Linked DNA regions of Homo sapiens: all the other regions are linked to region 3. A link is a loop called in an ENCODE intact Hi-C map of the cell type or tissue named here. Cell type or tissue: Calu3. All regions are shown on one strand.

The links. Hi-C counts contacts between places; a loop is a spot of excess contacts. Peaks named below come from ENCODE experiments on the same cell type or tissue, not always from the same donor. Only the 100,000 strongest peaks of a DNase experiment are listed, where the experiment ranks them.
Region 1: a loop joins it to region 3, with 2.3 times the contacts of the local background. A loop is called at or near these places in 3 of 110 quality-filtered maps.
Region 2: a loop joins it to region 3, with 2.3 times the contacts of the local background. A loop is called at or near these places in 2 of 110 quality-filtered maps.

What each region holds. Positions count from the first base shown.
Region 1 is chr14:68,374,163-68,382,162 of GRCh38, reverse strand. All of the region lies in intron 8 of RAD51B (RAD51 paralog B), which reads right to left. Among named protein-coding and RNA genes, the nearest start is that of RAD51B-AS1, 310 kb to the left of the region's middle. RefSeq lists an enhancer at 3,105-6,123. In Calu3, no CTCF peak of the experiment used is centred here; a DNase peak (open chromatin) is centred at 4,562.
Region 2 is chr14:68,652,152-68,660,151 of GRCh38, reverse strand. It overlaps RAD51B-AS1 (RAD51B antisense RNA 1), which reads left to right. Exons shown (of 4, transcript XR_007064220.1): 3 at 7,484-7,594. It also overlaps a transcript of RAD51B not described here. Among named protein-coding and RNA genes, the nearest start is that of RAD51B-AS1, 29 kb to the left of the region's middle. RefSeq lists a silencer at 1,940-2,068. In Calu3, no CTCF peak of the experiment used is centred here; DNase peaks (open chromatin) are centred at 3,901 and 4,891.
Region 3 is chr14:68,518,017-68,526,016 of GRCh38, reverse strand. LOC124903334 (a long non-coding RNA gene) reads left to right here. Exons shown (of 3, transcript XR_007064223.1): 2 at 1-3,402; 3 at 3,596-8,000. It also overlaps a transcript of RAD51B not described here. Among named protein-coding and RNA genes, the nearest start is that of RAD51B-AS1, 160 kb to the left of the region's middle. In Calu3, no CTCF peak of the experiment used is centred here; DNase peaks (open chromatin) are centred at 4,906 and 6,856.

The sequences.
Region 1 (8,000 bases), 140 kb after region 3:
CAATAGCGCCCAGGTTGAGAAATGTCAGGCTAGATAAACCAACTGGCCAGAGCTAAATAAATGGCCTTTGTCTCAGAATGTGTTTTCTGCCAGTCCCTGTTCTTGTTCTTCCTAGGTCTTTTCTCTACATATCCATCCCCCTTGAGCCTCCTAATCCCAAATCTTACTTTATATGTATTTTGCATCCACTGGCCATTACATCTGATTGTTTCAGAGATAATCTGAAGTAAGCACAGGTGGAGTGATAGAAACTGTGGACAGGGTTCCATGCAGGAGAGGTCTTGTGAGTGGACAGAAACTGAGCAGAAGCTGTTTCCTCCTAAATAAGAGCAACTGGAAGGGGTTTTGGGTAGAGACTCAATTGGTGATTTTCATTTTAACCCAATCCACTTATTGTGGCACTGTTATTGACTAATAGGAAGAAGTAGTGTTAGAACCTAATTATAAAGAAACTCTATGGCTTTTTATTTATTTATTTATTTTGAGACGGAGTCTTGCTCTGTCGCCTGAGCAGGCTGGAGTGCAGTGGCGCAAACTCGGCTCACTGCAAGCTCTGCCTCCTGGGTTCACGCCATTCTCCTGCCTCAGCCTCCCGAGTAGCTGGGACTAAAGGCGCCCGCCACCATGCCTGGTTAATTTTTTTGTATTTTTAGTAGAGACGGGGTTTCACCATGTTGGCCAGGATGGTCTCGATCTCCTGACCTTGTGATCTGCCTGCCTCGGCCTCCCAAAGTGCTGGGATTACAGGTGTGAGCCACCGTGCCCGGCCAACTCTATGGCTTTTTTAACAGAAATGCACCATGATCAGTTTAAGGGAACTAGGAAATAGACCAATATTGCTTTAAGTGAAGCTCACATAAGTAAATTCTTCTAAGAAATAGGTAAAAAAGTATTTCCCAGTAAAGACTATCTGGCAAAGTAGAAAGACTGGAATTCTGGTGAGTCAGATTCTAACTAGCTAACTAGCTGTGTGACTCTGAAAAGTCACTTACGGTCATTAGGACTTGGTTTCCTAATCCAAAATAAGAGATCATTTCCAGCAGCTAAATTTGACAATTGACAGGACAAAGAAAACAGGATATATGGGGAAATAGGAAAGAATTATGGATTTGTAATAAATGTGAACATGATTTCATGGCTAAGATTCATGGCTCTATATTCTGCTCTTTTAATTTAGAAATGTATCAATAGATGCCAATTAAACTGTGCTCACCCTACTGATTGATCTAACTTAAAATATTTGAAGTGCCCATCTCATTTATTTTTACAAGACTGAAGTCATCAGTCTTATAAACTGAAGGTTGCCTTATGTGGGTGTACACAAATCACAGCCTTGATGAACAGGGAATTAGAACACAGTTTTCCTTTGCAATCCACATGTTCTAAGCTAATGTTAAAATAGTGAGAACCCTAAGATTGCAACAAAAGATTTGGGATTACATCTTCACTGAAATGACACTGAGGTAGTGGTGCCAGCCAGACTTCTGAGTGAGTTATGGCACAGGCACAGCCCAGAGACTTGGCATTTTTCTGTTTTTATTTTTTTCCACTGATGACTCTTGCTGAGACTGTAAAAGCCAGCGATCCTTCATCCCCCACTCCATCTCTCTGTGGGGAATTATAATATGATTAAATACTCTTAATTATACACACACACTGACATCCTGAGGAAACTGATGAAAACTACCTGGCAGAAAACATAGGTGTATATTAACTCTAACCATCTGGGGCCTGCTGGGGCACTAACCACAACTGTTGGCTTTTACTCCCCAAGTGAGATGTCATTCTGAGACCATGTGTGTGGTCAGTTAATCAGGTGTGTTTCAGTTTGGCTGGGTGAATAGGCTTTGCAATTTTACTTTGGTCCCATCTAACATTCTTAGCTTTTCAAGATGACCAACGGCCTCTGTCAGAGAGGAATAATTGGGAGGAAAAGTAAGCTCCTCATTGGTCAAGTGGAGCCAGACAATTTTACGTGGTTCCCAGAAGCTACTTAGAAACACACTTTAAGCACGAGAACATCTCCAGAACCCGGATGCTTTGAGAAAGAGGCAATTTAAGAGAATGACAGCAAAATAAAAGCCTGGGATTTCAGGAAGTGGTTCCAGGAACAATGTGTATATAAAAATGAAGTGGAATCATTTTTTCCAGGCAATCTACTTTTATACACAATGCAATCGTATGACAATAACTAGCATTTATGAGTATGTGAGTACACACTCTATGTTTATAGATACCACAGCAGCCGCCAACAGCGGAAGAGGGTGAGTGGATCCCTTTGTGACTAGCAGCCTCACTCTTCACCCTGCTAACTTCACCACACCCATGGGAGCCTTGCTTACCAGCCCAGCAACAGTTGCCTTGATTAAAATGTGATGTCCCTGGTCACTAATAATTCTCTTGGGAAGTAGAGGGAAAGTAGCCAAACCATACTATGGGAGGAATGGACAAAATCTCTCTCCCCTTTCCATTCAGATGTATCCTGACCACAGAAATTGTCTTCCCACCAACTTTTCTACCCTCCATTCTACCTTCCAATGTGATTACATTTGTCGGTCTTTCTACTTAATCTTCACATACCTCTGTCATTCCTCTCTTCTCCCTATGGTGGGAGTAAGTATTTTGGTTAACTGCAGGCAGACAAAGTGATACCATTCTCCATGTCCACTCTAAGGCCTAGGACACCGATCATAGACAGGAAGATGGATGAAGCCAGAAAGGGGATTTCCTCTACTTGTCTACCAGTGCACCCCCTTCTCCCAGCAGTCCCTCTGTTTTCCCCTTAAAGCACTTGGCAGTCTCTGAGTAAATCCTATTGACTTGGAATCTGAAAAAATGTTGGCAAAAATCTATTAGCAAAAATTATCTCCAATATATAAATTTTAATTAATGATATAATTTATTTTAGATTTATTCATTCACTCAATCATCCAATAAATATTTATTGAGTTCCTTTATGTACCAGGAACCGGACTGGGTGAGAGTAGCTAGCTATTTTAGTAAATAATGGCATGAGACTTATGTCAGACTGAGCAAGGCCTGGCAATATCAGTTTATCCTTGAATGAGAAGCTCCACTTGTTATTTCCCGGAACAAGTAACAATAAAGCAGCACATATGGCAAATAACAGGTACCTAGTATGTATTTGTTGCTGTAATTGGATGAAGAAGCATTGTTGGGAGAACAAGTAGACTGAATCAGAAGATATGAAGCAAAATTTCTGGGCCTGAGTGTCTCATCTGTAAAATGGGGATCATGCTACCTACATCATTTATTAGACAAGACTGCAGTGAAAATCAAGAGATAATGTATATGAGAGCATTCTGCAAATTATGAAAGCAGAATGCATACATAAACTACTGTGAGTATTCAATCTTGAGATCACAGATAAAAGCAGTATAGTCAGCCCTCCATATCTAGGGTTTCCCCATCTGTAGATTCAACCAATGTGGATTGAAAATATTTGAAAAAAAAAAAGCAATGAAAAATAACAATATAACAATAAAAATAATACAAATTTAAAATACAGCATGATAACTATTTAAATAGCATTTACATTGTATGAGGTATTATAAGTAATCTAGAGATTAAAGTATATGGGAGGATGTGCATAGGTTATATGCAAACATTATGTGATTTTATATAAGGGACTTGGGCATCTGAAGATTTTAGTATGGGGCTGAGTCCTTGAACCAATCCTTCATGGGTACTTAGGGAACAGACCATATATCTCTTCACTTCAACCAACAAAGAAACATTAATAGAGGAAGGTGGTCTCAATTAACCAGGTTGGGCACTAATAAATTAAATGATCTGAGTCTTAAAGGGAAAGGGAAAGAGCTATTGGGAGAAACATGCTTTTTATAATTTAACATATAGTGATTGAAAACAGGAAATACTTCAGTTATGAAAACAAAAGGAGCCCATGTGCTAAAAGACTTAAACATATTGAAGTGGGCCAAAAGTAATTAGGTTGAGTAGGGTAAGGATAAGAAAGTTAAAGCTAATGTTTTATCCTACCGCTAGATTCAGTTTCTGAGTAGATGAAAAGAGTTCAGTGTTTCTCAAACTGGAGTGATATGTGGAGTCCTTTTAAAGGGGAAAAATTGAGACTTGCAAAACTGTTAAAAAATCTCTAGGAGACCTAAGATTAAGTTTCAGAATGACCAGCTTAACAAACTTAAGACTTATTTTTTTAAATGACTTTTAATTGCAAAGTATTGTCTTTATGATTTAAAAAAAAACTTCATAAAAAGTTTAAAATCTCATTAAACTTGCAGACCTCAAGAATCTACAGCTCCCAATTTGAGAAGTGCTGATTTTGTCTCGCTCCTTCCCTTTACAGATGAAGGAACTCGGGCCTGTGAAGACAGTGACTCCCTAAGCCACACAGATGGCTATTAGCAAAAACGGGGCACAAGCCCAGGCTGCTTGATTTCGAAAGCAGAGCTTTTTCCTTCTTCACACAAGCCCTCCTCTGTTTGTGGCAGAGTTCACTATCTGCTCCAGACAGATACTGGTATTGTCCTACACCAGAGACAGGGAAGCAGATGGAGGCGAGAAGGTTCGAAGGGGAAGTGATGTGGGTGTGGCTGATGCAGACGTCATTGCAGCTGGACAAGCAATTTGAAAGAAAGGTATTTCCAAGGCTGGATTCTTCTGCTCATCGTTGAAACAAAGAAACACTGGGTGGAAAACACTGGCAGTTTTAATAGTGGGAACGTTTCTCCCTAACAAGTTTGAGCAGAAAGTAGGAAGAATATGGTCCTGAGCTAAAAACTGGAGAGGAACTAGAGAAGGTATGAGGTTATAATTCAGGGTGGCCAATTTAATCAGCTCATATTCATTAAACACCCACATACACATGGTGCTTTACAACAAACCCCTTCGCTCACTCTGAAGCATCCACAGGCCTGTTTTAAATGGGCCACCCTGTACATGTTGGGAATCTGGCCAGGGTGTTAAGGCAACTGCTTCCCTTCCTAAGAAAAATAGGGTGGATTTTTAGACAACCACAAGTAAAGGCTAAAGCCTCTAGTTTCATATCCCATCTGAAAGCTGGGAAAGACTTGAGGAATCTGTTTTCCAAGAATCTGTTTGCAAAACTCAATAATATAGTAAACCCTTCCATTTCAGACCTGTAACATCCTATACTATCTACATTCCCAGACTTTTACTCTGCAATTTCCCTGGGTACATTTCTCCTCTTTATTGGAGCTGAACTCAAGTGCTTTATGAATATTCCCACATAACGACTGAAGCATTATGACCCTTCAGTTATGTCTAATTAGCCAATCAATGATTTTGGTCACTTCCGGCCCTTGTATAATGTACTCATTGTAACTACAAAAAAACATGTTCTTACCATTGCCTATGTAAACTGCCAAGAATATTTTCAATCTTACTGATTTATCAAGCAACTTTTGATTGCAATCTGAGGAGAAGACTGCCTGGGCCTGTTCCTCTGACAGTCCCCAGGAGCTGGGCCTAGCAAGCTTCTGGTACTATGTGGTCTCTGAATACCAGGGAGGAATGCGGTACAAGTCACCCCACTTGGGTCCCTGCCCAACTATGTTGGCAGGTGCTGTGACTTTTACAAGAAATCTTATACTTCCAAAGATTGTAACCCACACAGAGGGCATCAGACCATTAGGAAAGGCTGAAAAGCTTCCTTGACATCAGACCATTCATTCTTGGATAACTTTCTCATTCTTCCATGATGCCATCCACTGGGAGATTTCAGGAAGCTGAGGACAAGACTCAAGCTGTTGTAATTACAGCTTATAATACAAAGCAAACAGTAGGTGCTCAACTAAATACTGCTGGGTGGTGGGTTGTTTTTTGTTTTTAATTTGGCTTAGTTTCAGTGTGTGGTTTGGGGGGTTGAGATGGGTTCATGAGGTCGTAGATACAAATGGGAAGTCAGGATGGTTTGTTTGAAGTGGCTCTGCATGTCTCCAAATATGTGAGCAGAGAAAAATACTTGCAGTATTGTTCAAGGTAGTTAGGTGAACAATCATAAGAGCTGTAAAATAATAAGCCTACTTTAATAACACCCTCACATTTTACAAAATCCTTAAGTGGCCCCAACAGCTTTGCCTTGGGTGTGCGTGAAATAAATAGCAGGTGGCTTATTTGGCATGTCCCTCCAGTTCAGGAGTAAGTCTGAGGCCCCTGGGTCCCTAGGAGTCCTCCAGCTTAATAAATAGAATATTATCAATATTCCAGAAGCCTCTTGTGTAATCCTTCTCCAATAGCATCATCTTCTCTCCTGCCCAGAGTGAACCTTCATTTTAAACTTGGTGATTTTCATTCAAGTTGTTGACAACATTTCAAAAATCCTATCAAATATATCCAGAATAAGGCTCCCCAAGCCAATATAAGGGGGATATTTCTTTATATTTTTCACTAGAATTAAATAAGCTGATTCATTAATGCATTCAACAAATGTTTACCAAGTGCCCACTATGTATCAAGCAAAGACTTAGGCACTAGAGAAACAGCTGTGAGCAAGACAGACATGGTCTGCATCCTTACAGCCTAAACATGCAAACAGTTACACAAATAATCAGTTAGTTACAGTTGTGAGAAGAGCTCTGTGGGTGAGGGACGGCATACTCTGGAAGTGTAACTGTTAGCTACAACCCATAAGAAGGCATAGGGTCTGGGAAAGTAGCCCTGAGAAAGCATATTGGAGAATGACATGAGGCAGAGGACGCTGCATATAACACACACTAGGTGTCAACGAGAAAATAAAATCGTGATTTAACCATTACAGTTTGTTTACTAGACTCAAGCCTTCAAAACCTGGGATCTCTAAAGAAAAATAGAATAAAAAGTAGAAAGTATGGAAACCACAACTCCAGAGCTCCCCCACCTCACCCACCCCAGCCACTGAAGCTGAGAGCGGGGAAGGAGGGTGTTAGGAAAATTCAGCTTTACCATCACATACAAAGAGATTAAAGGACATCCTCACACCCTGGCTCCTGAAGTGCTATTTCTTAAGATTAAGCAGCAGACCCTTCCCAAGTTTAAATAGGGTAACGCTAAGTTTTGGTTGTTGAAGCAGTTCCATCTGCACTAACCTTTACAAACCATGACTGTGTCAGTTTTTCCAAGCAGGAGAAATGGATGGAAAGCCAGGCCACATCTTAATAGGGCCCTGGTGAGCTAATGGGTGTGATTATTTCATTGTCTCGGATTCACGCCAGCCGAGGCTCATCAGATACGGGCATAATCCAGGAGAAACATGACCTCACTTTCGACATGGGACTGTGCATTCAGATGCCAATAGGAATTTAGTGATCCCTCAGCGCAGGTAAAACTGAGCTCTTTACGGTTTCAGCTAATGAGAAGCATACCAAAGTTACCTAAAACAGTAAAGCTAATATTGACATTAACATACTAGATACTGTTAGGGTATGGGAAGCCAGGAAAAACTTCTGAGACCATCTGTGCTAAGTGTGACACATCTATAATGAGGCGTGTATTTAAGATAAATTGCCATCTCTTTAAATGATTAAGTACCAGATTTATGGAAAGCTATAACCCCACCAGGACCACAGGGTTGTTAAGTGGTTAGGGCTATAAAGGTGAGAATCTCAAGATTTCAGTTGTGCCACAAATTGTCCACTGACTTGCAAAATCTTTGCCAAGGAAACTTTGCCTCAGTTTTCCCAATGAAAGAAAAGGAAGTCTATCACCTAGGTTGTATAGCTCTGAGAAGAGCAAAAGTTTCACAGTCAGGAACATGCATGCCTTCACTGATTCCTTCTCAGAATCTTCTCATTATATCATGTTGACATCCACTGGAAGATACCAGGAAGTACAACACAAGACTCAATGCATTCCAGTTCAGCTTACAGCACATTTGCTCATTATTCATTCAATCATTTTTTTTCTGAGCACCTATTATGTGCCAGAGTGAGACCCTGTCCTAGGCACTAGGAAAATCAGAATGATTAAAAACAGACTTGCTCTCTGCTCCAACGGTGCTTAGA
Region 2 (8,000 bases), 130 kb before region 3:
CCCCTTTAGATGGGCCAGCCTTCTTCAAGTCAGGGCAGTGCTCACCTGGCTTTGCTCCTGTGGGTTACTGCCAGCCCCCATTGGCATTTGAGTTCGTAATCCATGGCTTATTCGTTTAAAAGCTACTGACATCAATAGGAATCTCACAGAACAGTGAACTCAGAGACACCTGATTTCCTTGGTTTATTTCTTGACCCACTGTAGGAGGTGCCAACCCCCACCAGCTCAAGATTCTTTCCCCCGCATGCACCCTAATGCCCATTGCAGGTGTCAGCATCTCTTGTCAGTCCTACTGATGCCTCCATTGGCAGCAGGCTGAGCGTCCTTGCCCCAGAACTTTTGGGGAGTGCTAAGGTGGGCAGGTGTGTTCCCTGGCAGGGCATGGCTCCAGATTGGGCCCATAGGGCCCCAGCAGCTGCCGTCCATGTGTCGCTTCCCAGGCAGAGGGAGGGCGTCTGGGGAGACCACCCACTCAAGGGCTGGGCTGCCTCTCCAGAATCTCCTTTCAAAGACACCCTGGGAAGCGACCCTTGGCTTGCCCCGGTGCAGTGTCCTGAGGTTGCCCAGGCTCTCAGGGCAGTCGGGACCCTCCCAAGGTCCTGTTTCCTGCCCTCTGCAGGCCCAGATTTCAAAGCTGTCAATTCACTCCTCCTTTCCCTCCTACCCGCCTCCCGCCCTCTTCTCCTCCCCAACATTCTTTGCTTCTTGTTTATATTGCAGAAAACATCTGCGAGAGTAAATGACTGAGATGAAAGATCTTGGCAAAGGGCTATTTTTCTTTGCTTGGCTTAAAGGGGGACAGATGAAGACTTTAGCCTCATCCTCGCCTTCCCCAGCGTGACTCCCTCCCCCAGCTTCCAGAGAGGAGAGAAATGGGATCTGAATGAAGACAGACCAGAAGGTGGCCCAGCCGGCCCCAGGGCCTCACGTCCCCAGGCAGGGGAGATTGTTTTTCCTGTGGAACAGGCTGGCCTGGAGGAAAAGGCTCCGTGGGTGGAGAGGAGGGGTGCAGATTAGCATGCTTCTGCAGGGCTTTCCCCCAGCGCTGTCCACTCTCTGCCCTCCCTCCAGGCCACACGGTCACCCTTGCCAGCAGCAGACCTTTGTCTTGGGCTTGGTGGCATGTTATGGAGGAGAGACCATCCCGCCAGCCTTTCCTCCCTCCCGCCCCTCTCTCCTGAGTGGTTGTGCTGTGCAGGGAGTGACATCCTGGGCTGTACAGCCTCTCTCTTACTCCAGGGAGCTGTGTGGCTTTAGACAAGTTAATAACTTCTTGGGTCCTCAGTTTCTCCCTTTGTAAACTGGGGATAAATATACCTGCTTCACAGAGTTGTAGTGAGGATGAAATGATGTAACAATGCATGCTCCACACAAAATCAGGCACTTAATAAATGGTGATGACAATGGTGTTGATGATCAGGAGGACGAGGATGATGATGATCTGGTGGGGTGTGGGGCAGAAGGCAGGGAGAACCCTGAGGCAGAGTCTCTAGGTGACTTTCTGTAGGTGACTGAACCTCCATGTTTCCCTCTGTGGATGGAGTGTAGTTCATTCCGTCCTATTCCTTGTAGAGGGATTGTGAAGTAGGGCTGAGTGATTACACTTGGTGCAGATGAGATGAAGGGGTGATGGGGAAACCAAGCTTCACTATCCTTGGCACTATGACGGCTGTTTTCCTCTGTGACTCTTGGCTGCCCTGGCACTTGCCAGCTCTCCTGCCTGGCCATTGTCACCAGGGGGCACGGGCCAGTGGCCCTCATCATCTGAATGAGCCCCTGTTGCCATGCACCATGAGGACAGGTCTGTCAGTGCTGCCCAGGGCTGAGTGTCCTGAGCCCCAGATTCTCGGTCCGGGCAGCCCCCACTGACATGGCACTGGTAGCACCAAGGTTTCCAGGGTGGCTGGCTCAGAGGCTCCCACAGAGCAAGGCCAGGGACGTGGCTGTCCTCAGAGAGCAGCTGGGGAGCTCTCCCCACCCCATCTCACCTGCCAACCCAGCCCAGAGCTCCCTCTTTTTCATGGTCCCTGGTGCTCCTGTCGGAGTTGTGCAGTGGCGATGCGCTTCTTGGCAAGGGCAGGGCCAGATCTTAGGAAGACCTCAGTGCCTGGGCCAAGGCAAGGAGCTGTCACTCAGGCAAATAATGAGCAGATTTTTACCAGGTGGGACAGGTAAGTTCTGATTCAGGTGTAGGAGGAAGAAAGTCAGCTCATGGGCAGCAGCTTAGGAGGAAAACAGCTGGCAGCTGAGCTCCAGGGCAGGAGATGTCCTCTTATCCCATCTTTGTCCAGCCTGGGTCCACCAGGCTCACCAAATGAATCTAGGGATGTCTGTTTATGAAGCATGAAGCTGATGAGCACAGAGCAGAAGGTCCAAGCCTGACAACCTGTCCTGGCACTTCTGGACCTGCTCTGTCAAATCCTCCACACACTAAGGAGAAACAACCTTTTCCTGCCTGCAGGCTTCCTTCAGTACACACATAGGAAGAAAAAGCCTGGATCAATCTAGCCCTCCTAGACACAGATGCCTGAAGCCACCAGACTGATCTCTGCAGGGGCCGAGGCAGCAGTCCTAATAGATGGACTATCAGCTCCTATGAGCTGGACCCTGGGCCTTGGCCCCCCACCAGGCTCACTTAGTATATTATTCAGCTCTACATTTAATGATGGGGAGGCTGGTGCAGTGGCTCACACCTGTAATCCCAGCACTTTGGGAAGCCAAGGTGGGAGGATTACTTGAAGCCTGGAGGTCGAGACCAGTCTGGGCAATATAGCGAGATCCTGTCTTTACAAAAAAATTTTGTTAAATGACGGGGAAACTGAGTCTCAAGAGGTCAAGCAGCATGCCCTAGCCATGAAGTGCTAAGTTTCAGCTGCAGCGTCAGGATTTGAACCTAGATCTCTGTGGCTCCAAAGCCTCAGCATTCCCCCCACCGCGAGACCTACAATGTCCAATATGGATATCACTAGCCACATGTGGCTATTTAAACTTAGGTAAAGGTTCTGTTTCTCAGTCACACCAGCTCCATCTCAGTGCTCAATAGTCACATATGGCTAGTGGCTGTCCTACTGGACAGTGCAACTCTAGAACATTCCATCTTTGTAGAAACTTCTATGTAGAAAGTCAAAGGCAGCACTATGACTAGGTTGTACTGAGGCTCTTTCCTGTTTTAACCAGGCTGCTTAAACCCTTTTATTCAGCTGCAAACTCATCTAGTCTCTGACATACACCCTGTCCTCTCTCCCTGTCTATCCTCAAAGAGAGGGTGGTAGTTCTTGATCCCGCATAGTGAATGGGAACAGTGTGGAGCAGAGGGGACAAGTGACCCATGGGGGCTGGGAGCCAGGAGCTCAGCCCGGTCCTCTCTGCCATGCTGCACCTTCCTTGCTGTGTCTGTGAAAAATTGGGGCCTGGCTGGTCCTCTCAGGGGTGGGGGACCTGGGGGCCTAACTCAGTCACCCGCCCAGGCAGGCCCAAAGGTCACACTGCCGGCCTGCGGTCGCCTTTTCAATTATAGGACCCTGAGAGCGAGCTCTGGGCCAGAGCGCAGGAGAAAGGGGCTCTGTGTGGGAGTCCCGGAGCTGCTCTGCACCCCTCACAGAGGCCAGCTCTGTGTAGTACTGCCCAGAGAGGCTGGGAGGGGTGGCAATCTCTGGCAGCACACAGCAGCCTCCCTGTTCTGATACAGGCTCCTGCATGTTAGGCCTCAGTCCTCAGTTACCCCATTGAGAAAAGGGGGAGAAGAATCTGAGAGCTGGACAAAGGTTTTATATTTTGGGATTCTGTGCACAAATCTTACTTGAGTTTCTCAGCTGCCCTAGGAGGTAGGCAGGATACCTATAGTCATCTCTGTGGGTGGGCTGAGATGACCAGGCTCAAGAGAACCCTGCCCCAGATTGTCCAGCTAGATGGCAGCAGAGGAGGAGGCTGCCTGCTGCCAGGTGAGCAGGGTCCAGGCTTTTCAAAGTCACTGACAGTGCTCAAATCTGGTTTTGCCCAGCCCGAGCCCCTTGTACATGGTGCTGTCAATGCCTGCCATTCCTGTGGGTTCTCCTGGCTCCTGCAGGACAGGGACTGTGTTCTGCTCCTTGCTAAAAGCCAGCACCTGGACCATGCCTGGCTCTTAGAAGGCCCTCAGCAGATATCAGATGGATGGATGAATGGCTGTGGTTGAATGTGGGCAGAATGCTTGGGACAGCAGTGTCACCTGGTTCCTGTCTGCTGTGAGGCAGTTACTTGTCTCAGAGAAAATAGGGAGATGGTAGAGGCTGGGAAATTATAGTCTCGATTTCCTCCTTAGCCAGCCACTAGCAACAGAGAGAAAAGACCCCGCCGATCTGTAAGATGGAAGCTGGTGTTCCTCACGTCCCACCTCTTAGGGCCGGTTTCCAGCTCCTCCCTGCCCTCTTGGCCATGGCTGCTGGAAGCCAGAGGCCCACTCTGGGGGCTGACTTCCGAGATGTATGCCAGAGTGCCCCGCGGGTGGGCGTCCCTGGCAGGCCCTGGCTGTGCAGAGGCTGTAACTGGAGCAAGAGCTGTGTGTCAGAGGGTACACGGCTGCACAAGAAGACCTCAGCCAGGATGAACTAAATCTGCCCATCTCCCCCACACGCCTGCCCTCTCCCCCGACCTGAGCAGGTTTGCAATTCATCCGCCGTCCTCAGATGCTGTTCCTGCTATCAGATGATGAAAATGGAGATTCATCTTGAAGAAAGAAAGAAGTAGCTCGCTTCCCCCACACCCCGTCTATTTGAGCCCCTCCCCTCCCCCATCACCATGTGTTCCTGAAACCTGGGGCTGTTCCAAGTCCTAAATGTGCTGGAAAGTATAACCCTGAGCAGCTGTGAACCTGCTCAGGCTGCCGTGGCCCGGGGTGAATCAGAAACCAAGAGATAGGCTAGCTAACAATGCAGCCCCTTGTTCCTGCATTGAGAGAGAGAGAGATCACCATCAGCACCGGGCTCCTGAGAGTGGGGGCAGCTAGCTGGCGCACACACATACACACACACACACACACACACTCACCATTTGCCTCCTGGCACAACCCACTCACCTAGCCCACCCAGTGTAGGTGTGCTGGGGAAAGGTGTTACATAGCAGGCCTGAGACCATCATGACTGCCTGGTGGGGCCAGCCTCTCTCTAAGGTGTCTCCATCCCAGCCTCCTACTCCCTCCTTTCACTCTAACTTACCTGGGAAGGCAGGGGGGGAGGGAGCTGGAGGGGAGGGCTTGCATGAAGCCAAATGGAGTGGGATTGTCTTGAGGTTTTCCATTGGGCTGGGGAGCATGAACGGCAGTGGGATGCACAGCCAAAGCGGGTTCTTGGAGCCTGAGAGGGTTTGGGAAAGCCTGTTTACAGGAACCAGACACCCTGAAAAAAATAACTTGCAGGCAAGTTTTGAAGCAGGCCTGGTCATGGAGCTGGCAGCCACTCAAGGCCGCGGTAGAGTTGGGGGCCTTCCTATCAGGCCTGATTACAACTGCTCACGATCCTCACCAACTGCAGGCAGGAAGTGCCAAGCACCCACGGGGGTCTAAACCACCCACAGAAACAGCCCTGTTCACACGCACCACATCCTGGGAGATGGGGCGGGGAGTTCTCTTCCCATCACAAATGGAGAAACTGAGGCTCAGGGCCATCTGCCTGCCAGGCACTGACAGCGACAAAATTAGCAGCTCATGTCCTTAATGCAATTCCTAAAGGGGGTGGGGGGTTCTGTCCACCAGACATCTCCCATGAGCCTGATCTAAAAGCAAACAAGGAGGGATGAGCAGAAACACACCCTGACGTAAAGGTGTCCCCACAGCCTCATCTTCCCAGACAAGGTGGGCACAGCCCAAACTCCAGAATGCTTCTGGGATAGAAAAAAGCCTTAATGCCAAGACCGAACCACCAGGATTCCATCAGCTCTGTAGCGCTGGGCTTATTCCCTGTCTTCATCTCCACTCAGATATCCTGCACGTTCTGCCTCAGAAAGAGCTTTCAAATCCTGCCCCTTCTGTTCCCTTCCCAAGCACCAATGCCTTCATTCAAGCCCACATCATCTCTTCCTGGAGTGTCATCAGAGCTTCCTCTCTTCGTCATGCCATCATGCCAACAATCATGCTCCCAGCTTACAAACCTTCTTGCTTTCCCTAACCTCAGGATCAAGTGCAAGCATCCCAGTCACACAAGGCCCTTTAGACACTGGGGCCAGCCCCCATTCATCCTCATCTCCTTTTGTTCCTACCCAGTAGCTGCCATGTCAGGCAACTGACTTGTTCTGTGGTACCCCTGTGCCTTTGCACATGCTGTTTCTCTGCCAAGAATATCCTCTCTCCAGCATAGTCTCTACGTGGAAAAATTGCACCCATCCTTCAGAATTCAACTCCAGTGCCCTCTGTGCATGGGCCTGTGTTCGTGTCTCCATGGTAGGGCTTCTTTGAGCCGTAATGATCATTTGCATATCTATCTATCTCATCAGACCAGTGGTTCTCAAATTGGGGTGATTTTGGCTCCAGGAGACATTTGGCAATGGCTGGAGACATTTTTGGTTGTCACAATTTGTGTGTGGGGTGGTGCTACTGGCATCTTGTGGGTGGAGGCCAGGGATGCTTCTAGACATCCTACAATACACAGGGCCATCCACACAATTATGTGGCCCCAGATGTGAGTTGTACGGAGGTTGAGAAACCCTGGACTAGTCTGTGTATCTCTTGAGGCAAATTCTTATTTGTATATCCACGGCTAGGTCTAAAGAGGTATCCTGTAACTGTTTTTTGGCTTTGTTTTTTTGAAAGACAGGGTCTTGCTATGTTGCCCAGGCTGGGGTGCCATGCTCATAGTGCGCTATTCCCAGTCATGCTCATAGTACGCTACAGTCTCCAACCCCTGGCCTCCAGGCATCCTCCAGTCTCAGCCTCCTGAGTAGCTGAAACTACAGGCATGCACCGAGGCACCCAGCTTTCAATAACTGCTTTTTGAATAAATAAATGAGCAGACTGACTTAATAGTTATATACTCTCCACCTGTGGGATGTGGGTCACCGTGAGCCCACCAAGTTAGAACTTAAGAAAGTTGACTAATAGTGAGTGAACAAGCATATTGACAAGGATAGAATAAAACATGCGTGTGAATCAAATGCTTTGCTTTCAGTGAAGAAAAGGACCAGCCTATTATCAGAGTGGACCTCAAGTTAGGTATGAACACACATCATTACTGTAGCACTTCTTTTTAAATTAGGGGCCTGTGATTAAGAAGTATCAGTAAATTGCTCCCCTATGCTCACAAAGCAGATGTCAAACCCTTAGCAGGACAGAGGACTCAAGGCCTGGCCCTACTTCCTACAGGGGATATGGCCAACTTGGAGATGGTACAGAGACAATCCATGCAGATGATGAAAGCTCTGGATACCTAGGCCCATGGAAGGGAGGCAAAAGGAATTGATATCATTTAACTTCAAGAAAGTAATGACTTGGAGGGTGTCCTAACATATTTTCCAGTAACACAGGAGGTGATTGAATGGAAGGAGTGGCCAGTCACTCTTTGGCGTCCAGGATCCAAGAAGAAACAGATGAGGAGGAAGGAGGATAAACAACTTCTGGACAAAGCGAGTAAGTGAAGGTTGGGCAAGAACGCACAGCACGCATGGCCGAGGGTCCTAGAGGATGCTGCACCTCTGCCTCTTCTCTAGACGGGATCCCTTTCCCACAGCTAGTGCTGTTGGAGGGCTGGGGAGGGGGCCGTCCAGGCTTCAGGCCTTGCTTTTAGAACTTTCCTTTGAACTGGAAAAACAGGAAAGACCTGGGGAGACTGGGAGGCAGAGAGTAGGAGTATCAGGGAGAAAACAAGGGCGAGCAAGGAGAAAGGACAGCAAGAGCAAGAGGCGGCTGGAAAGACACCAGGAGAATATCGGGGCTGCGTGGCCTCGGCATCTGGAGCGCAGACTGCGGGCTATATTTAGATCGCCATGACTTGCAATAATTTGTGCAAGGGGGGAAGAAAGGAAAATGTGAAGTT
Region 3 (8,000 bases):
GAACCTGAACCAGAGCCTCAGGAATTCCAATTTCTTAACCCAGCTCAGGAGTTTGACTTGGATGTTCATGTGATGGAATGGTGGAGGACAGAAGAAAATTGTAAATCACAAGTATTTCCCAGTTGATAACTTCTCAAACCCAAGAATGGCTCAGGTTGGCTCCCGGCACTTGGCATGTCATGGTTCTATCATGCTAATTCCATATGCCGGAGCTCATTGAAGTTGTGGCTGGCTATCTGGAAGGGGAGAAAAATCCCCCAGACCCTGTGCTGGCTGGAAGTGTTTGGCATTTGGGGCGAGTGTGGGTGTGAAAAGCAGCTTGTTGTAATGCTATAGGATGTCTGGACCACACTAAGGAGAGGCCCTGGCAACACTGCTAAGAAATGGAACATCACTCGTCAAGAAGAGACCCCATTGCAGGGAAACTCTGATGGCTGAAGTGCTCATATGCAGGTGGGGCTTAGCCAGGAGAACCATGAGAATTCCCAGATGGTCAGTGGGAAGGATGCTAAGGTGACCACCATGATTTTCACTTCCCAGCTCATGGGACAATGTCCTCCAGGTCCTATGACCTGAGGGTTGAAAACCCAGATAACTTTGAATTACTTTCTTATTGCTGTTGTAAAAGTTACCACTAATGGAATGGCTTAAAGCAAGGAAAATTTATCTTATAATTCTGGAGGCCAAAAGTCTGACATGGGTCTCACTGGGCTAAAATTAAGACATCTGGAAGGCGATGTTCCTTTCTAGAGGCTCTAGAGGAACATCCATTTGCTTGCCTTTTCCAGCTTCTAGAGGTGGCCCTCAGTCCTCGGCTTATGGCCCCTTCCATCTCCAAAGCTGATAATGGCCCATTGAGTCTTTCTTACATCGCTTTACTGACATTGAGTTTTCTGCCTCTCTCTTCCACATACTGGGACCCTTGTGATTATGCTTGGCCAAGGACAAGCTTTCTATCCCAAAGCCAACTGATTAGCACCTTTTTTGCTTCCTTAATTCTCCCTCACCATGTAACATATGCACAGGTTCAAAGGATCAGGACTTGGACGTCTTTGGGAGGCCATTACTCTGCCTATCACAGGCCACAGATGGAAAGGGTGGAAACCCCTATCACGAACATTCTTGGCCCAGTTGAGGGCCTGCTAAGCAGCTGGTGGTCTCTGCCACATGCTGGAGAGAAATCGTTGGAGACCTGCCTCAGAGAAAACACTGGAAATCACATAAATGGTTTTTAAAGAACTACAGCTACGTCCATCTTCTTGAGTCAAAAAACTCATTTCTGCTCCCTGTCAGAACCTAAAAAAGAACCATCCTGTGGGGTCAAATCATTGACACAGGCAGCCTGGAATCCTTCTGAACAGCGACTACAAGGGACAGTTTGTAGGAGAACGTGAGTTAACTCAGTTCTAAAATCTCAGAAGAACGCATCCAGAACATTCCTTCATCATGCATCTCGGATCTGTTAGGCACAACTTCAAAGCCAGCTCGAGCCTGTGGGTGTGTTTAGCCTGTGTGTTTCCCAGGGCAGCAGCGTAGAACTCACAATGTGCTTCTATTTCTTGGTCTTGAACCAACCCGTCAGGAGTGTGGAGGAGTAAGGGCCCTAATTTCAAGCCAGTCAGGGTTTACTCTGTCCATAGATTTATCTTTCATACTCTTCTCTGGCCATCTCTCAGTTTCAGTCTGTCCAGCCTGAAATGGTTTACTTTTTAAATTTTGTGCATGTTTTTATCTTTTTTATTTTTAAACTTTTGACATGCATAGCTCATTTGAGGATCGTGACAGCAGCTCTCTCTGTCGGTCGGTCAGGAGCAGTGCAGATGCCATGTGTGCCCTTGGGAAGGTGGCTTGACCTCTGTCTCAATGTCCTTGTCTGCAATATAAGGATAATTACAGCACCTGCCACCGAGGGATGACGTAAGGAGTGAGTGAACCATGCAAAGCCCTTAGAACAGTGTCTGGTACTTGGTAAAGCTGTGATACACCATAGCTGTTATTATTATCAAAAGATTAAATAAGACACAAACCTCTTTTACTGTCACAGAACTGGCCATTTTGATGCCACCAGACCATTGATATTCACTCCATTTTGAGCACGACAGACACATTCCTAAGCAATATGCTTCTTTGTTTTGCTTTATAGGAATACATTTGACCCTTGAACAACATGGACTTGAACTGCCTGGGTCTACTTATATGTAGGTTTTTGTTTTTTCAACCAAACACAGATAGAAAATACAGCACTTGCAGGATACAAAACCTTTGTGTATGGAGGACAACTTTCCCTATACTAAGGGGCAGTCCCCCACATACACCAAGAGGCATTCCTACAAATGCTTTTTCTTGTAGTGGAGGGTAGACATCAAAGCCCACTGTTGAGGGGGTAAATGATAGGCAGATGGAAAGCCGGGCACTTATGCCAGGGCCAAGAGAAAGCTCCTCTATCCAGTTTGGGTTAGGGATGTAAATAAGGCATAGTGGGTTCTCTCAGGGCTCTTTGGTGCTGGCTGTCTTCCTGATTCTCACCCAAACTCAAAAGGGAACCTCCCAGACAGTGCTACGTTGCCTTCACAGTGAATCAAATCCTGTTAATCCAAAAGGCCACCCCAGACATCACGAACAGATCTTGGCCAAGTCCATTCTAATCCAGCTTCAACCCCACCATGCCCCAACTCCACTTTCCACTCTGCGCCTTGTGGCAGTGTTGAATGTCAGGGAACTCTCCTTGGGGACTGTAAAAAAGCCCTCAGGCTTCCCATCCCAGGGCAGGGCCACTTGCTCTCCTCTGCCCTCATGCCTGGTATCCGCTTTCTACTCTCATCACAGCCTGCCTCTGAATTGCCAGCTTCTACCACCAAGCCTGGAAGAACTTCAGGGACCAAGAACCTTAACTCCAAATGGAACACAGGCCACAAAAATTCCTCAAATATGTACACCAAAACAAAAGGGTCCCCGGGGATTCACTTTATCTTACCAAGTTTCAGCTGAAGGGGAAGCATTCTAATGGCAAGTAAGAAAAGCTGTCAGAGAACTGTTTTGTTCAACATCAAATGCATTCCAGGCCTTATTTAATCAGGGAGCCCTCTTCACAGCTGATGCAGAGGTTGTTCCTGCAAATTGTTCCTGAGTCAGGGAGAGGAGCCTTGATTTTCAATGCAAAATAATGTTCTTTTGGCACAGGCAAAGTTGGTTGGCAGCTGGAGGTTTGGGGTGACCTCTGACCCTCTCCCACAGTTCCTCCCAAGTCCCACTGCACAAAACTAAGCCACCCTCAAATCCCAGGCTCTAATTGGCTCTTTGGTTTGTTTTGCTTTTCTCTTCTATCCAGAGCTTCAAAAGGCACTTCGATAATTGTTTGAGGCATGAAAAAGGCAGGTTTCAGCTTTCCTAACTGGAATGGAGGTAATTACTGTCTTCCACACACGAGCCGGTACATGCTTGAAATCAGATGGCTCTGGGTTGTTTTAGAAAGTGTAGCTGGGCCTCTGAGCCAGGAGAGGGAGGATTATGGAGCCTTCCAGCGGCTCCATTCCAGAGAGGGAGGAATTCAGACATCCCAGAAACGGTGAGGGTAACTTCCATATTTTTTTTGCAGTCTCTTCAATTCTGCCCAAGAGATTTGGCCTGAAAAGATTGTGCCTTCAACCTCATCCTGGAAATTCAGGTAGCATTTTTCGGTTTTCTCTCTCAGGAGACAGAAGCTGACACCCCACATGACTCCCATCTTGTCTGTAATCAGCAACCAGGGCTTTGACCTGCACTGTCCTCCTTTCCAGCAGCAGAAAGGGGTCAAACTGAGCCAGGTCTAGTAAGAGCTATCTCAGAGAACCAGAACACGGATTTGCTTTTGTTCTCTCAGGACAGCAAACCCAAGGGAGGGCAGACTCAGGCTCACATCCCACTCACACGGCCCTGAGTGTGGACTGGGAGCAAGACGCTGCTTCAAATTTCAGCCTGCCAGCTGTGTGTCCACAGGCAGCTAACAAACATCTCTCATCCAGCCACAGCCTCACCCAGAGAAGAGTAACCGACCCAACCTTATAGCGTTGCTGTGAAGTCAGTTAACATAGGGCTGAAGTTTGCTGTGAAGTCACAGCAACCCTATGTTATGGTTAACTTCATTTAACATAGGGTTAATGTAGGTTTAATATGAGGGGCTAACAATTACATATAAATGTTAGCTACTGTAATTGTCAGATGCATGGCCACTGGTGCCAAAGGAACCACTCTGAAAATTCTGGAGGTTTTCAAGACTCTGGGGATTCAGAAATGGAGGAAGAAAAGAAGCTGCTGCAGGAACAGTGCAGGGAAGCTAGAAGGGAACAGGGTGGCAGCCCCAGCTCAAAAGGTCTTCCCTCTCAAGGGCACCACCTGAAACGTATAAGGTTGCCTGAAATTCCACAGATTAGACATTTAGTTTTGCTTCTTTACAACAATATATCTCAAAGAGAACTGGCTGGTTAAACATTATTCATACATCTGTGTGAACTGGTTTATTTGCTCTCTTCCTAATACCTACACACTTAGAAACTCCAGGGAGCAAAGAGCTTGGGTCTGAGTTAGGGACTAGGAAAGGAACAGAAAGTAATAACTTAGAGTCATGAAGCACTGTCCAAGACATGGCCAGCTGTTCAGACTCTGAGAGCCCCAGTTCAATTCACTGGCTGGCCTGCAGACAGCCTGCCTGGCTCATGAGAAGGGAGGAGTGGGGAGTCAGGACCTGGAGGTCCTGAGGTGCTTTTCTGATGTTGGTACTTTCACGTTGCCCACTCATAAAATACCCTTTGTAAATGGCTTCTGGGACTCCCTCCTCTCTGGGAGTGCCTCCTTCGTGAGCTCTGCATATGGGTGGCCCAGAGAGCAGGCCCCAGCTGTTGCCTCTCCTCAGACATTCCATCCCTATGACCTCATCCAGGTGCGGGCTTGAGTCACCACTCCACTACAGACTCTCTTGATTTGGATATTCAGTTGCCTACTTGACATCTCCCTTTCAAGTACCTCAAACAAAACGCTCCATGTGCCCTTACCCCTACCCCCTGCCACCCAAAACAATCCAAACAAAAACTCCATCAGCCTGGTCTCCATGGACATGTTCTTGATGCAGTCAACCTTTCAGGACTATTGACGTTTCTCTTTGTACCTTGTACTTTTCTTTCACAGCCCTTAGGACAATGTATAATCACTTACTTATTTTCATATTGACTTGTGTAATACCTGTTTCCCAATAGACTGTAAAATTCATGAGAATGAGACCAGGTGGTTTGTCTCCTGTTCTTCCCCACACCCTAACTGGCACACAGTAGGTCCTCACTATGTATTTGTTGAATGGATAGTATTAAAGTGAAGATGGGTCCTAGGGTGAGGAAGAGTTTCTGGGCACAAAGAAAGGCCATGAAACCTGGCAAAAAATACATATGAGCTCATATCTTGTTTTCCTGAGGAGCTATTTGGTTTCTTCCTCCTCCTATTTGATGAAGTTATATGTTTAATTAAAGCCCTGAACAGTTAGAACAAATGTATAGGAAATGATCACATGATCATGAACTTAGCAAACAGCTACAAGCTTAACTGTCTAATATGGGGAGTGCCTAAATGATATGTATCAATATGGTTGACTCTCAGTTATCCATTCCAGTGGATAATCTAATAGCCAGTAATCTAATAGTTCATAATTTACTTGCCTATAATCCCATAAGTTTTACATGTGGCTTTGGATTATGTTTTGGAATTTGCACCAGGGTATGGGGGCTCTGATGGTTTAGGAATTCACAGTACTTTGAGCATATATGTCCTATGTCACTACCCCAGTTGCCCATTAAGGATTCCTCTGGGTTCCAACTGCATGTGGAAAAAATACTGCATTGTGCTTAGGAGGAAAGTGCATTGGTCTTTGTTTGTTTGTTTGTTTGTTTTGTTTTGGCTGTAAAAATTGGGGTCCAAACCCCAGCTCTTGCATTTACTAACTAGCTCTGTTTTCACACTACTTGTCCCCGTCTAAACCACTCCCTCAGGCAGGTGCAAAACAAGGCGAAAGCAGAGTTAAGCTCCTTATGAACTTTCTGTTTTACATCTAGGCAAAGAAACGTTCTCTCTTCTCCTTTTTTTCTCTTTTTCTTTCTGCCTTAGAAGACCTTCTCTTCCAGCTCAGTGGGATGAAGTCAACAAGGTCTTTGCTTTACAAAATCATGCCTGATTGGGAAAGATCCTGAAAATGTCTAGACAAATCTGAAAGAAAAATGCTGTCCTGGGCAATCTAATACAGAAAACTGACTCTGGGCTTTCCCTGGGCTCCACTGGTCCCACCAATGGTGCAAATGACGGTGACTTTCTCCACGTTCTACATACATCTGGGCATTTGCTCATGCTGTCTTGGGTCAAAGTCTCAAGTTGGAAAATGGATTCATCCTGAGATCCAAGGCAGAACCAGTCGTGTTGTCAGTGGGTAGCTGAGACCCCAAAATTCCCACCTCTTTTCCTGTCATGAAGTTTCTATCTCGAGAGAAAACAGCTGTCCATTCTTAGGCCAACTGGGACTGAAGCCAGCTGTTCCTTCCAGATGCCAAGAGTCAGATGCACGCCCACTCTTTTCTCCTATTCCCTAAGGCTGAAGTCTCAAACTTTATTGAATTTATTAATAACCTCAGGGACTTGCTAAAAAGCATTTCCCCAGGCTCTACCTCCAGAGAATCTGATTCAGTTAATTCAGGTTGGCCAGGAAATCTGCATGTTAAATAACAACCCTCCTGCCCCACCTCATTTCTGATCTCTAGGAAATTCCTATGTAATTGGTCTGAGAATCATACTTTGAGTGACAATAGCCACAGTGGAGGCACTGGTGTGCCGGTAAATGTTTAACAACTGGCTCTGGAGGTGGAAAAGCCTGGTTTGTAGCTTGCTGATTTCTGTGGTATAAATATTCCCACCTTGGTCAACTCAAGCTACAAATATGACATCATGATTGTGAAGTTGGGAAAAGGTTTGTGCAATCAGTTCTGATAAGCCCATAGTAACTGATTTCAGCATGCCCACTGGGTGGAAGTGGCCGGATGCCTCCAAATGCTGGTTCCTAGGCTCTGGCATAGAAGGGCCACTGTTTGGTCCAGAATGTCACATCCCCTAATTTTTTTTCCCTAAATCCTTCGTTTTTTGAATGGTTTGTTTTGGTTACTGGCTCTCGGAGACCTTGAGGGGTTCCAAGCCAGAGAACAAAGAAGGGGAAGAGAAGGAGCTCCAAGAAAGAAAATGCAATTAGTGTAGGATGTTGGCCTCAGCTACGCTGCTAACCTTGTTCAACCCAGCTTTCAGCAGGGAAGGGGTTTCAAACACCTGTCTCTGCCTTCATTTGATAAGCTTTCTGGTCAAGTCACATTAACCTGATCCTGCTGACCTGGAGAAGGATGAAAAGGCTGAGTGTCGGGGACCTGAGGGGATGAAAGTGGATGGGGGAGGCCTGGGGGGGGGGCTCATATGACCTGGGGTCACCATCGGCTTAAGGCTTCCCCTTTGTCTCCCTGCTCTGGCCCCATGTTTGAAGGTTCTGGTGATTTCCTCCCGCCCCCCGACTAGGCGAACAGATGTGGAAAGATCTCCAGTTCCCAGGGCTCAGGACACAACTGCCTGTTGTTTCCCGCCTGCAGACCGGGGCCTGCAGTCACAGGCAGAACAGCTACGCAATCACTTGCCAAAGAGCTGAGCCCAGTCAGGTGTGGGGTGCAAGCCTACTCTGCCTTTTGGGAGTGAGAGGATGTGTAAGCCTAGCTGAACAAGAATGGAAAACAACCATGTTCCCGCCCTGTTGTGCTCTAAGTTCACTGTGTAGGAATTCAGAGGCACTTTAGCAGAGGCAATGACTTGAGCTCTTCCACGGCAATACAATGCTCACAGGTGCCATGACCATTTGAACAAACGCTGCCTTCTGGGCCAGCTGCTTCTCTTGTCCCACACTGCAGGTACTGCCAACGTGAGAACTTTGCCCACTTCTAGACTGGAGTTGAGGGCAC